Regions from separate parts of the Homo sapiens genome. Here region 1 is linked to region 2. Evidence: read pairs that join two places in POLR2A ChIA-PET (ENCODE). Cell type or tissue: GM12878. All regions are shown on one strand. Region 1 overlaps STIM1 (stromal interaction molecule 1). Region 2 overlaps STIM1 (stromal interaction molecule 1).

Region 1 (5,000 bases), 88 kb after region 2:
CACTTCTCAAAAGAAGACATTTATGCAGCCAAAAAACACATGAGAAAATGCTCATCATCACTGGTCATCAGAGAAATGCAAATCAAAGCCACAATGAGATAGCATCTCACACCAGTTAGAATGGCAATCATTAAAAAGTCAGGAAACAACAGGTGCTGGAGAGGATGTGGAATAATAGGAACACTTTTACACTGTTGGTGGGACTGTAAACTAGTTCAACCATTGTGGAAGTCAGTGTGGCGACTCCTCAGGGATCTAGAACTAGAAATACCATTTGACCCAGCCATCCCATTACTAGGTATACACCCAAAGGACTATAAATCATGCTGCTATAAAGACACATGCACGCGTATGTTTATTGTGGCAGTATTCACAATAGCAAAGACTTGGAACCAACCCAAATGTCCAACAATGATAGACTGGATTAAGAAAATGTGGCACATATACACCATGGCATACTATGCAGCCATAAAAGATGAGTTCATCTCCTTTGTAGGGACATGGATGAAATTGGAAATCATCATTCTCAGTAAACTATCGCAAGGACAAAAAACCAAACACCGCATGTTCTCACTCATAGGTGGGAATTGAACAATGAGAACACATGACACAGGAAGGGGAACATCACACTCTGGGGACTGTTGTGGGGTGGGGGGAGGGGGGAGCGATAGCTTTAGGAGATATACCTAATGCTAAATGACGAGTTAATGGGTGCAGCACACCAGCATGGCACATGTATACATATATAACTAACCGGCACATTGTGCACATGTACCCTAAAACTTAAAGTATAATAATAATAATAAAAAAGATTATTCTAGTGTCTAATATGGTAGATAGACTGACAGAAAAGAGACTAGACGTACAAAGATAAGTGAGAAATGACTGCTGTATCCCTGCCTTGAGCAACAGCTTCTGATCTCAGTGGAAACAGATATTTCACTCATGAAACGTACATGTCCTAGAACTCTGTAAATGACATTTAGAGCTATTGTACCTGAAATATGGTATGCTTCCTTGCTAGATGTTCAAGAGGTAAATAAGAGTTGGTAAACTTTTCAGATCTGGAACATGTGACTTATGGGTTTGATATGGCTTGGTTCTGTGTCCCCACCAAATCTCGTGTTGAATTGTAATCCCCAGTGCTGGAGGTGGGGCTGTTAGGAGTGATTGGATTATCGGGGTGATGTTCTCATGAATTGTTTAACACCATCCCCTCTCAGTATTGAATAGTGAGTGAGTTCTCATGAGATCTGGTCATTTAGAAGTGTGGTAGCACCTCCCCCTTTGCTCTTTCTTCCTCCTGCTCTGGCTGTGTATGGTGTGTCTGTTTCCCTTTCACCTTCTGCCTTGATTGTAAGTTTCCCAAGGCCTCCCCAGAAGCAGAAGCTGCTATGCTTCCTGTACAGCCTGCGGAATGGTGAGCCAATTAAACCTCTTTTCTTATAAATTACCCAGTCTCAGGTATTTCTTTTTTTCTTTCTTTTTAAAATTTTCTTTGGCGGAGTCTCATGCTGTTGCCCAGGCTGGAGTGCAGTGGCACAATCTCGGCTCCCTGCAACTTCTGTTTCCTGGGTTCAAGCGATTCTCCTTCCTCACCCTCCCAGGTAGCTGGGATTACAGGCACAAGCCATGATGGCAGCTATTTTTTATATTTTTAGTAGAGACGGGATTTGACCATGTTGGCCAGGCTGGTCTTGAATTCCTGACCTCAAGTGATCTGCCCACCTCTGGTTCCCAAAGTGCTGGGATTACAGGTGTGAGCCACTGTGCCCAGCCACAGGTATTTCTTTATAGCAATGTAATAATGGACTAATGTAGGGTTCTAAATATTGTGGGCTGGATGGGGGTTGGAGAGCAGCAGAGAAAGTGGGAATGGAGGTGGGACAATTTGGTTTGGGAAATATGGAAGGTAAGTAGTAGGGAACAAGGTTGGAAAGGGGAGGGAAGTGTTATTGATTCTAAGGAAGAACCCAGGAAAGCCATCCAGATTGCTGTACCCAAAGGTGTGCTGCTCTTCTTCTGGCTTTATGTCAGTGAATTCTCTTCTCTGGTGGATCAAGCTGGCTGGGCCTATTTTGTAGAAATTATAGAGAGATGTCTCCCCTCTTCTCTGCTCCCACTCTCACTACTTCACTACTGCTTGACACTTGGGATGGGTTTATGCCATGTGCCACCTCCTGGGAGATCATTTTTCTGGGCGCATGGAACTAAATATACTTACTGACAGCTGGTAGCTTGGCTCTTTGTAGAACTATTGAGCTGTATAGTTCTAGCCAATGTTGCATTCCCCATGGTAAGGCAGGACTCTTGGGGAGCCTCCTTAGGTATTCCTGAGAGAAGAGCTGCTTGTTCTAAGTCTGAAATAGTAAATCCCTTTGGTGGGATCCAAAAGCTGCCTGTTTAGCTTTGTTATCACCTTTCGTTACTTTTAAACTTTGTCTTAAATCAGACTTTAGCTATTAGCTGGATGTGGGACAGTGTTCAAAGTAAGATGTGGTAATGCCTACTTCAAGTATATTGAACATCAAAGTTACAGCTCAATATAATATTCTTGGGTGCTAGTACCCAGCTTGTGGCTGGGTAACTGGGAACTTCCGTTGAGGGTATATGGTTTGGCAGGGGAGATAGACATCTAATAAGACTGATAAAGGTATTCATAGGCACTATGGGAGCACAGAAGAAGTCACCTTTGATCAAGAATCTTTTTCTGTTACTTTCCTGTCCTTATCTCACTCTCCTTCCAATAATAATCTCAATTAATATCTGAATTGTGCTTTCAAACTCAGTACTTTAGTGTACAACAGGAATTACAAACTGTGCCCCTGAAGGGTCAGAGGGCATTGTAAGTGAGTAATGTGGGCTGTATAAATGCATGTGCATAAGTCTGTGAGTGGTGAGAGCTGTGGGAAAATGGAGAGCCCACACCTCTTCAGAAGGAGCAGCTCTGGCAGACTGTTGCCATGTAGTCATGTACTCCAAGAGCAGTTCTAAGAGATAGGGGATTGAGACCTCCATAGCTCCTTTAGCACCAACTCCCCAACCTTTAAGATACCCCAAATTGTATAACATATATATATTCATACTCATATATAATATGAATTATACATATTTTATATATAGTCATAGGCCACATAAGGACATTCAGTCAACAGTGGGCCACATATGCAATGTGGTTCCATAAGATTATAATATATTTTACTATATCTTTTTTATGTTTGGATATGTTTAGGTACACAAATACTTACTACTGTGTTACAACTCCCTACAATATTGAGTACAGTAACATGTTGTACAAGTTTGTAGCCTAGGAGCAATAGGCTATTTCATATAACCTAGGTGTGTAGTAGGCTATACACATCTAGCATACTCTATGATGTTGACACATGATGCATTTCTTAGAATGTATCCCCATCATATGTCATAAGTGAATGACATATAATGAAACCAATTTTAACAGAGGCTAATTTGTTATAAACAAGGGTTAAGTTCCTATGGCATATTTCTGGTCACAAAAACATCACCAAACTTACAAATAAAGACCAAAACACTTACAATATGAAACACTGAAATAAATGTGAGCTGTATATACATTTAAGAAAGATTAATAAAAACAAGTAAGATAATTATTTATAATTATTTACCTACTTATTTCAGTTTAGGGTTGAGAGTGTCCAGAGTTTATGCTAGCAGCTCAGGGTGCAAGGTGGGCACCAACTCTGGATAGGACGCCATTTCATTGCATGGCACACTCACACACCCACACTCACTCAGGCTAGGACCATGGAGACATGCCAGTTCACCTAAAATGTACATCTTTGGGATGTGGGAGGAAATCAGAGAATGCACAGAAAACCCATGCACACATGGGGAGAGCATGGAAACTTCACACAGACAGTAGCCCCAGCCAGGAATTGATTTTTTTTTCATTGACGTTATAAAGAAATGACATTGAAAGAAATGGTGTTATTTGAGGAGCTGCTGTATATATTTATTCTTTGATATGGAGAATTGATTTTTTCCTTAAGTTTAAGTAAAAGGTTAATAAAAACATCTTCATAAAAAGTTGCATTTTGGCTGGGTGCGGTGGCTCACGCCTGTAATCCCAGCACTTTGGGAGGCCGAGGCGGGCAGATCACGAGGTCAGGAGATCGAGACCATTCTGGCTAACACAGTGAAACCGCGTCTCTACTAAAAATTAAAAAAAAAAATTAGCCGGGTGTGGTGGCAGGCCCCTGTAGTCCCAGCTACTTGGAAGGCTGAGGCAGGAGAATGGCGTGAACTCAGGAGGCGGAGCTTGCAGTGAGCTGCGATCGCGCCACTGCACTCCAGCCTGTGCAACAGGGAAAGAGTGTCTCAAAAAAAAAAAAAAAGTTGCATTTTAAAATTAATTTGTGGCCGGGTGTGGTGGCTCACGCCTGTAATCCCAGCACTTTGGGAGGCCGAGGCAGGCAGATCACTTGAGATCAGGAGTTCGAGACTAGCCTGGCCAACATGCTGAAACCCTGCCTCCACTAAAAACACAAAAATTAGCATGATGGTGGGCGCCTGTAATCCCAGCTACTCAGGAGGCTGAGGCAGGAGAATTGCTTGAACCCGGCGGGCAGAGGTTGCAGTGAGCTGAGATCATGCCACTGCACTCCAGCTTGGGCAGACAGAGTGAGACTCCATCTCAAAATAATAATAATAATAATAATAATAAATAAAGTAAAATAAAATTAATTTGTAATGAATAATCTTCATAAAAATAGTGTGCTTGCTATGCAAATGCAACCTCATGACAAGTCCCTTAGCTCTCACTCTCCTTTTCCAATTAAATTGTTAGTCCTTAAGCCACTCCTGTATAAAATTCTAAAGTCATTGGAGCTTACTGTGGCTAGATATTTTTATTTTTTTGAGACAGGATCTTGCTCTATTGCCCAGGCTGGAGTACAGTGGTACGATCACGGCTTACCGCAACCTTAACATCTTGGGTTCAAGTAATCCTCTCACCTCAGCCT
Region 2 (5,000 bases):
AAAAGGTGAATGCTGACTTCACAGGGTTTCTGTTTTTTTTTTTTTTTTTGAGACAGGGTCTGGCTCTGTCGGCCAGGCTGGAGTGCAGTGACACGATCTTGGTTCACTGCAACCTTTACCTCCTGGGTTCAAACGATCCTCCCACCTCAGCTTCTCAAGTAGCTGGGACTACAGGCGCATGCCACCATGTCTGGATAATTTTTGCATTTTTTGTAGAGACAGGATTTTGCCATGTTGCCCAGGCTGGTGTTGAACTCCTGGACTCAAACGATCACCTGCCTTGGCCTCTCAAAGTGTTGGGACTGCAGGTGTGAGCCACCGTACCCAGCCTTGTTTTGTTTTTGAAGATGAGCTGAGGTTATCAGTGGAAAAGTGATTTGGAAACCATAAAATGAGATTTGGGAATGTAATAGAGAATCAAGGCGAAGACTAAGTTTTCTGGGAGTTTTTAAAAAGATTCTTTCGTGACTGTGATTCTCAGAAAAGGTTTGAGGCTTACTGACTAGATAGTTGATTTTCAATTTTTTATTCAAATAATTTTGCATTTGTTGTGACTCTTTCTTTTGCAGGTGACGGAAATACAATTCAGACAGACTTAACCAAGAGAGGGACTTTATTGACTGAGTAACTAGAAAGCCTAGAAGTAGTTCTACTTTTAGACACAGCTAGACACAGGGAGGTAAATTATGTCATTAGGACTCACTCTCTCCCCCTTTGGCTCTGCTTTTCTTTGTACTGGTGTCATTCTTAGGCAGGCTTTCTCCCATGTAGTGGCAAAGAAAGATATCAGATTTGGGTATGCATCCTAACAGCTTATTGAAAGATACAACAGGCCTGGCATGTTGGTTCAAGCCTATAATTCTAGCATTTTGGGAGGCCAAGGCAGGTGGATCACTTGAGCCCAGGAGTTTGAGACCAGCCTGGGTAACATGAGGAAATCGCATCTCTACAAAAAATACAAAAATTAGCTGGGCGTGGTGGCTTGTACCTGTAGTCCTAGCTACTCAGGAGACTTGTACCTGTAGTCCTAGCTACTCAGGAGACTGAGCTTGAGCCTGGGAGGTCAAGGCTGCAGTGAGCCAAGATCAGACCACTGCACTCCAGCCTGGGAGACAGTCAGACACTGTCTCAAAAAAAAAAAGAAAGAAAGAAAGAAAGAAAGAAAGATACAACATAATACCTCTCTTTCCTGATGGTGCTGGTGGTCCTGGGTATGATTTTGGCTTGGGTCCTATGCCCATCCTAAAGTAATCACTGTGGCCAGGAGAATACTGGCCTTTAATTGGCCAACAGAGTTCCATTCTACTCATGGAACCCAGGGGTCAGGGTCAGCTTCCCTGGAACCATGTGGATCGAGAACAGGAAAGAGGTGGTTCCTTAAGGGAAGAAGATCAAGGTACATTTACAGAAAGGTAGGTTTGGGAGGTAGGGAAATAGTTTTAAGTCAACAAAATTCGTAGATGTTTACTACATAATTAAGCCATTTTTGTTAAAAAAAGTGTGTTTCCAATATTTAAAACTCAACAAAAGTAGAATTCTACTTGAAGTAGATATTGCCAGGAGACTTGGACAGGGGAGGGAAGGAGAGGAGGAGTCTATAGAGCATAATTTGAAAACTGCTAGACAGTTTATCCATTAAATATTTGCTTGAGGTGGGATAGTGCTTGAATCCTTTCTTTGCATCTTTCTGACATTTTATAATAGAGATTGTATTTTCCTTCTAATCAGGGAGAGGGAGGTAAGTAGCAGAGCCAGTCATTGTCTGGGGCTGAAGATGCCAAGGACTTTTCTTAGCCCCAACACCAAACTGTGTTTTTTTGAGATGGAGTTTCGCTCTTACTGCCCAGGCTGGAGTGCAATGGTGCGATCTCGGCTTACTGCAACCTCTGCCTCCCGGGTTCAAGTGATTCTCCTGCCTCAGCCTCCCGAGTAGCTGGGATTACAGGCATGCGCCACCATGTCCAGCTAATTTTGTATTTTTAGTAGAGACGGGGTTTCACCATCTTGGCCAGGCTGGTCTCGAACTCCTGACCTCAGGTGATCCACCTGCCTCTGCCTCCCAAAGTGCTGGGATTACAGGTGTGAGCCACCATGCCCAGCCTGAAACTGAGTTTTTTTTTTAGAAGCCATGAGTCTTTCAAATTTAAATAGTGACTCATAGAGAACAGGAAGAAGTTGCTTTATAATGTGTTGGTTAATGTAAGTGATGAAATATATTCGTATCCTAAGCATTTGGCAGGGGCTCTATATGGTACGGTGTATAAAGCTGTGAGCTGGATGGATTCTGTATTATAAATTGAGTGAGGATGAAAGCTGCCCTCACGTACTATCCAGTTTACCAGGCAGCCAACAACCATTCGATTTTTTAAAAAATTGAAGTAAAAATCACATAACAGTTTGGTGGTGGTACAGGCCTGTAATCCCTGCTACTTGGGATGCTGAAGTGGGAGGATCCCTTTAGTCCAAGGGTTCAAGACCAGCCTGGACAACATAGCAAGAATCAGTCTGCACAAAAAATTAAAAAATTAGTCTGGCATGGTGGCATGCCCCTTTAGCCCTTTCTACTCAGGAGGCTAAGGTGAGAGGATTGCTTGAACCCAGGAGTTTGAGGCTGCAGTAAGCTATGATTGCGCCAGTGTACTCTAGCCTGAGTAGCAGAGCAAGACCCCTGTTTCTTAAAAAAAAAATTCACATTCCATAAAACTTATTATTTTGAAGTGTACAATTTTTTTTTTTTGGTAGAGATGGGGTCTTGCCATATTACCCAGACTGGTTTCAAAGTCCTGCCTTCAAGCAGTCTTTCTGCCTCAGCCTCCTAAAGTGCTGTGATTACAGGCATGAGTCATTGTGCCCCGCCCAATTTGGTGGTTTTCAACAATTTTGTGTAACCGTTACCACTATCTAATTTCAGAACATTTTCATCACCCTAAAAAGAAACACTGCACCCATTAAGCAGTCACACTCCCTATTCTCTATCCTCTGGCAATCATTAGTCTACTTTCTGTCTCCATGAATTTGCCTATTCTGAACATTTCATATAAATGGAATCATGTCTGGTTTCTTTCACTTAGTATGATTTTAATATATATATTTATCTTGTTACTTTTCTGTGATACTTTTTTTGAAGTAGAATTATCCCACAGACCTACCAACTGGTCATTTTCTCTGTCCCCAAGTGTATAATTGGGATTGACAAACTCAGCAGTTAAAGATAGCACCCATACTGGATACTTGACCTGTTGAATAAGAGGTGTCATAGTGGGAAGGCTAAGTGGAAGCCTTGGAAACTACCTTCTGCTCTCCTGGCCAAGATAGTGAACCAAACCCAATAACACCTTCTGGGACAGATGGTGGAGAGTAGTGCTACCCTGAAGTATCTTTTTTTTTTTATTTTTTTTAATTTTTTTTTTGAGATGGAGCCTTGTTCTGTTTCCCAGGCTGGAGTGAAATGGTGCAGTCTTGGCTCACTACAGCCTCCACCTTCTGGGTTCAAGTGATTCTCCTGCCTCAGCCTCCCAAGTAGCTGGCATTATAGGCACCCGCCACTACGCATGGCTAATTTTTGTATTTTTAGTAGAGACGGGGTTTCACCATGTTGACCAGGCTGGTTTTGAACTCCTGACCTCAGGTAATCTGCCCACCTTGGCTTCCCAAAGTGCTGGGATTACAGACGTGAGCCACTGCACCCGACCTACCCTTAAGTATCTTAAGATGCAAGGTGGTGGTCTCTATCCTATCTATATTTAATTCATTAGTCTGCCCCTGTAAAACTGGATTGATCAGAGAATGACTGGACTTCAGTAATTTTGATTTAGCATCCCCAAATGTGGCTGCCATGATGGATTTGATATCTTTGCTAGAGCAGGTTATACTTCGATATTTGGCCATTGATTTGGCAAACGCATTATTTTCTGTTTCAGTCAGAAAAAAGGATTAAAAACTATTTGTATTCATGGGGAACATATCAGTATTCCTTTATAGTTTTGCCTAGGGATATGTAAACACTTCTACTCTTATACTGTTTGTCATAATATAGTCAAAAGATACCTGGACCATCTGGCCATAGAACATCACCATGATATATTACGTTGACAACATCATGCTAACCAGACAGCATTAGCACACTGGAGGCCTTGGTAAGATGTGTGTGCTCCACAGTGGGTACTGTCACATTCTTTGCCAAACTGGATATACTTGGTTTTAAAATATGTCCACAAATTCTTTGATACTCTTTCCATCAAGGGGTGGAGTCTAATTCCTCTCCCCTTGAGCTGGACCTCACTTTCTATTCTAACAAATAGAATAAAGTGAACATGATAGTGTACAACTTCAGAAATCAGGTCATAAAAGGCACTACAGTTTCCTTTTTGCTTTCTCTCTGTCTCTTAAATTATTCACTCTGCGGAAGTCCCATCAATATATTGTGAGGACACTCAAGAAGCATATGGAAAAGGCCATGTGGAGAACTAGTGTTTCCTGACAACAATCAGCATGGACTTGCTGGGAATGTGAGTGAGCCACCATGAAAGCAAATCCTCCAGCCCCAGTCAAACCATCAGATGGCTATTGGCCTTTTAAAACCTAAGAGACCAGAGCCATAGCCACTCAGTTAAGCCACTTCCTTGATTCGTAACCCTCAGAAACTGTATGAAATAATGTTTATTGTTTTAAGCAACTAAATTTTGGGGGTAATTTGTTATGCAATTATAGATATTAATATACATTCCTACAAGCAGAATATGAGAATTCTAGTTGTCTGACCTTCTTTTCAACATCTAGTATTTCCCTTTTTTATTTTAGCCATTCTAGTGAGTGCTAACACCACTGTTATCACATTGTGGTTTAATTTGTTTTTCCCCAGTGACTAATGTATAGAGCATCTTTTGACATATGTATGAATATCTATATAGACATATAGATATGTATATGTGTATTTAATATCTGGATTTATTATTTTGGTGATTATCTGGATTTTATTATTTGTTCAAGCCTTTTTGCCC

Evidence for each region. ChIA-PET counts read pairs that join two places held together with the same protein. Peaks named below come from ENCODE experiments on the same cell type or tissue, not always from the same donor. Only the 100,000 strongest peaks of a DNase experiment are listed, where the experiment ranks them.
Region 1: POLR2A ChIA-PET joins it to region 2 with 7 read pairs; 4 of 35 experiments call an interaction of 5 or more read pairs at or near these places.

What each region holds. Positions count from the first base shown.
Region 1 is chr11:4,004,935-4,009,934 of GRCh38, forward strand. All of the region lies in intron 2 of STIM1 (stromal interaction molecule 1), which reads left to right. Among named protein-coding and RNA genes, the nearest start is that of RRM1, 87 kb to the right of the region's middle. In GM12878, no CTCF peak of the experiment used is centred here; no DNase peak of the experiment used is centred here.
Region 2 is chr11:3,917,404-3,922,403 of GRCh38, forward strand. The region is part of intron 1 of STIM1 (stromal interaction molecule 1); the gene reads left to right. Among named protein-coding and RNA genes, the nearest start is that of PPIAP40, 26 kb to the left of the region's middle. In GM12878, no CTCF peak of the experiment used is centred here; a DNase peak (open chromatin) is centred at 2,878; H3K4me3 peaks cover 294 bases; H3K27ac peaks cover 776 bases.